Linked DNA regions of Homo sapiens: region 1 is linked to region 2. A link is a loop called in an ENCODE intact Hi-C map of the cell type or tissue named here. Cell type or tissue: heart right ventricle. All regions are shown on one strand.

The links. Peaks named below come from ENCODE experiments on the same cell type or tissue, not always from the same donor. Only the 100,000 strongest peaks of a DNase experiment are listed, where the experiment ranks them.
Region 1: a loop joins it to region 2, with 2.8 times the contacts of the local background. A loop is called at or near these places in 17 of 110 quality-filtered maps.

The regions. Positions count from the first base shown.
Region 1 is chr6:81,743,639-81,746,138 of GRCh38, reverse strand. It overlaps TENT5A (terminal nucleotidyltransferase 5A), which reads left to right. Exons shown (of 3, transcript NM_017633.3): 3 at 1-409. Among named protein-coding and RNA genes, the nearest start is that of TENT5A, 7.8 kb to the left of the region's middle. In heart right ventricle, no CTCF peak of the experiment used is centred here; no DNase peak of the experiment used is centred here; H3K4me3 peaks cover 760 bases; H3K27ac peaks cover 1,443 bases.
Region 2 is chr6:81,464,556-81,467,055 of GRCh38, reverse strand. All of the region lies in intron 4 of LOC105377871 (a long non-coding RNA gene), which reads left to right. Among named protein-coding and RNA genes, the nearest start is that of TENT5A, 290 kb to the left of the region's middle. In heart right ventricle, a CTCF peak has its summit at 984 (motif pointing right); no DNase peak of the experiment used is centred here.

The sequences.
Region 1 (2,500 bases), 280 kb before region 2:
ATAGCATTTTCAGTGCTAAGAAAGAATCTCTATGTTATATTTTGTTAAAATAATGGCTTTCTAACAAAGCAAATGGTAAAGTACAAAGTTGGAAGATGTCAAGTTAACGAGACTTGCTGCAAAGCCTTGCAGAACGGAGGAGGCTCTGCCTGCTGGCTGTCTCTCCCTCCAACCTCTCTACAATCATGCCTGCTTTGAGGTGTTCTGTTGCAGCAAGCTGCACCTTGGGTCACTCTTTTGGAATATTTTGACTATAGGCTGCGTCACAGGCAGAAAAGGAGTTGATGGAAAATGGACTAAAAAACTGACATGTTTGAATCAGTGCTAGAGGGAACAGATTGTGAATTTTGTTTACAGCATCCAATATTTGGATTTTTTTGTAAATAAAAAAGTTATTTTTTTCTATTGATTTGTGTTTGCTGTCTACAATGTCTGTATTGACTAAAGACCATGTCCTTTGAATCCCAACCCACGTCCTTTAGAAAAGGCAGAGCGGTACATAGAGAAGAGTAGCCTTCAGCCACTTTCTGATTGAAGCACAATAAATGAAAACATCCAGCTGTCAGTCAGCCCATCTCTGACTGGCTCAGTTAGCTCCAAAAGCATCTAGCTAATAGATGCCAACAATTTTTTTGTCTGGGTATCAATTTAGCAGTGTTAAGTGACCAGAAGTCAGAACTGTTTTCCGATATCAGTAGAGACTCATGGCTCTAGTAGGCTGTAGGGCTCTAGTAGCTCTGCGTGAGCCTTGGTCTTCCTGAGTAGCCTTAGGGCTGTGATTTCATCAGTGGTTATATAGATTCTGTTCGAGGCTCTATAGTGTTATTCAGAGTTTTTACGTTGGGGTGAGAGGAATTGGTGGCCAGGAATTGAAAGAGGAAGTATAGAGAAGGAAGAGCAATCAAAAGATCTAGTATGTTCTGTGTGTGTGTGTGTGTGTGTGTGTGTGTGTGTGTGTGTTGGGTGCAAGGAAATCACCCTTTTGTCTAGCATTTAATGTAACCTCACCTATTCAAATTGCTAGGGGGCATACATTTATGTATTAATTAAAATTTTTCTTAGTGTAATTTTGGAGATGGTCTCAATGCTAGTAGTATGAGAATTTGGTAAGCCCAGGCTACTATAGGATATACATGTGGTTGTAAAAACCACTTAAAGTCTTGATCTTGAATAGAATGCATGCTTGACACCGAGTCTGTGAAAGAGCAACTCTTGGCATTGAAAACCAGCTTCCTTCCCGTATACAGTGCATCATAAAAATACAAGGTGGTTATTTGGTTTGATAATGGTATTTGTGTGTCATTTTCTTCTTCCTTTGTTGCAGCCTCTTCATTCTACAGCCAGTTCCTCATATGTCTGTGGTCACCACATAATTATTTTTAAACAATGGTTGAATAAGAGCAGTATATATTAAACTTCTCCTAGGCTTAGATATACCCTGCCATTTCTAGTTGAATTACTAGGCTGCCCCTCCTAGCTGAGCCTGGAGAGAAGTAATCCACCCTTCCTTTCCTTAGTAACCTCATTCCCTAAACTTCTAATTCCTTTAGTAAGAAAAAGAAAGAACAAAATATACCAAAAAAGAAAAATAAATTAATATCATAGTTTTTAAATATAAAGTAGAATAAGGTTTGTTAAAATCAAGTAATTCCAAAATTAAACTCTAATTTTCTTTAAAGGACCAAGTTTGAGATCAACAATATGAACACAGTATCCTTCAGTCTAATAGCAAATACATCACGTAGGACCGAGGGAGGAGAAATGATTTTAAAATGACAGTGGCTTTTACCTAGCATGACTCAGATCTTGGTTTCTAATGCCATTCTCCAATAAAAGGAACTAGAAGTTGAATCTATGTCTGGAGCAGGAAATATATAAGAGAAGCCTGAAGCATCTTGTGGTGCCTTGAGAAAGCATAAAAAAAAGATAAAAATCATAATGATGAGGGTGGCAGGGGTATGTCAAAGGGACATAGGAGCTAACTGAAAGAGCTCCAATAGCCAAAGCTGGAACAATTTAAGCAACAAAATAAATAGTAATGGATTATAACACAACGAGTAAAGTATCCATGCATTCACACTGATATAAATAAATGATTGAATGAACAAATGGAGGGAAAGAAATTTACTGTGCAGGATTCCAAATAATCAATGTAGATATTGGCCCTTCAAGGAGGTGGAGGTTAACTACCCACCTCTTAAGTGTAGGCTGTGCATAGTGACTTATGTCCAAAGATTACAATCTGGAAAAGGGAAAAAGAAGAGTACTGTACCATTGCAAAAACCGAACAAACACTACCTCAGCCAGCTGATCAAGGCCAACATAAGTAGTGACAAGTCATGATGATAGTATGTGCCCTTGTTGTGATGTGATAAGAATGGCACTTCACCTCTGTGGTTTTTTCCTCAACACTCTAAAACCTGCCAAATCTTGAGAACAGCATCATCCAAAACTAAATTGTGGGGCATTCTGTAAAATACTGGACCAGTATTCCTTAAAT
Region 2 (2,500 bases):
TAATTATAAAGAAATGTTGAAATTTCTCTTTACCATTTTTAAAAGTCCCACACCTTCTATGCAATCCACTATAGTACTTCTTGGGTAGGCAGGAGGTTTCCAGTACTATGGGGGCTGGAGATGGAGGAAGTGAATGACAACTTTACACCATCATGTAACTTAACATCTTATTAGGAATTCCTATCTCTCACTAAAAGACAGACCTGAAATTATAGAAAAAAATAGTAAAACTGAAAAAAGCTAACGGCCTAAACTCCTAATTATTAGGTAAGTTATTTAATAAAATAATTAAAACCTGTGGGCTCAAAATGACTACAGATAAAACTTCTGAAAATTCTATGTCCATGTAGACAACAAGGTGATGTAAAATAAAATGTCATTTTTATAGTCTTCTTTTCCCTGTATTTTAACTTTAAAAGTAAATATCACTGATTAACCTGTAACTTTTGCATTTAATCCACAAAATTTTTACTGAACGAAAAAGTAATTTACAAGAACATTGAATAAAAAAGTCATATTGATAATAATGTTTGCAAATCCATTTTTTTCTTTAATTGATCTTCTAAATGCTAAGAGAGATTTTCATCAAGATTGCTTGATTATCCATTTTTCCCTCATAATTAAAAATTTAAAAATTGGGAGTCTTCTTTTCTTGGTTTGATTGTAAATTTAATTTGAGGTCTGATAATACTGCCATAGTTCCAATGCCAAGCAAATTTTTCAAATGTTTCACTGCATTTCAGCATATATTTGCTATATGATTGCCAGATTCAGCAGCACAACACAAAACAAAAACAAAAACAAAACAAGATGCCCATATTAAATTTGAATATCAGATAAGCAATAAATAATGTTTAAATGAAAGTATGTCCAAAATTATTTGTTCTTTATCTGAAAATCAAATTTAACTGGAAATCTTGAATTTTATTGGTAAATCCTCTAGTGAAATGAAGTTGAATGGAGGGGAAAAAAAAGTGTAGCTTTGGGAAGGAAATAGTGGCCACCAGAGGGCAAGCTAAAAAGATGATTGTCTGTGGGTGGAAAATTGAAGGTTGTAGGGCATCTGGGTTAGATTTGACAGAACAGGGGAAAATACCTGACAGGATTAAAATGCTTATGCTGTCAACTTGATACTTTTTCTTGGAAATTTGGGACAATGTATGTCACAAACATATACCCCTCTAACTGTAGTCTTAGACTTTCTGGTCAGCATAGCATAGTCCCAGTCTGTCTGAAAAATTCAGATAGAATAGAAAGTCATATACTTATTGAGTTTGGACCAAATGGATTTTACAGTTCTAGAACTCTAAAATAAGAGAGAATCACCATTATAAATAGATAAGAAGAGGACCATGTATTTTGCCTATGTTTATAGGCAGGAGTTACTACTTTTTTCAAAATTATGTTTTACCCTTCCTTCTATTCCCCTTCTTTCTCTTTGGGCTATAACTGGTGCCTGAAATCCTATTAACTTGGCTTAAATTTTTGATCATTATTAAAATGTCAGTACCTTAAGGTGCTCGAATTTGTTCAAGGCAATGGTGAGCCAAGTTGGTGGGTTATTACAGTGAAATTCAACCCTCGCTACAGGTTTGAATTCTCTGGCCACTATTTATAAAAATGACTATGTCCTGAATCCATGTTCAGAGACTTAATTCAGTTTTTCTAAATAGTGCCAAACATCAAATATTTTTTTAAAGTTCAGCAGGTAATTTTTATACGTAGTCAGGATTGAGTATTAGTTTGTCACAGCATTGGATGGAGTACTTGTGGGCATCAGAGTAAAAGCATCAGACTAAAATTCTTTGGTGGTGTCAAAAGACTGAGTATGATTGAGCTAAGCAGTTCTCCAGACAAATACACACAAAAAAACAAGTTTGGTTGAAGTTTTTGGTATCCCAACAGGGAGATCCCTAGTGTTTTCTGCTCTAGAAAGGATTTATCTTAATTAAAGTTGTTCTTTGCCTTGGATAGATCTTTACCACACCTGGTAGCACACTCTTGAGAGGATAAATCCTTCGTTCCATTCCAAATGTCTTTAGAAAGATCCGTTTTCTAATGAGCCAGCTGACAACTCATCCATTCACATATTTTTGCGTACAACTTTCACATGGATTTAAGACTCAAAGTGGACGTTGTCAGTTTATTCTCTATAAGTTTAATTTCCTAGGGAACATGTGTTCTATTTTATTGAATGAATCCTTAGTGGATAAGGAGAAGGATTTTGAGGCGATTTTAACACGGATTAGTGGAGGGGAGGAGTGAAGGCTTTTACTTAAAAATTACAAGTAATTTGTCATGGTGTTAGGGAATTTGACTTGTTAGACCCTATCTCATGGAGAATCACATCATTTTATTATGTTTTTAAAAATACTAAACCAACCTGCATCTCTAGGATAAGTACAGCTTCATCATTATACATGATTTTATATATACATATGTGTGTGATATGTATTTTATATATACATATGTATACATATATATATATATATAGAGAGAG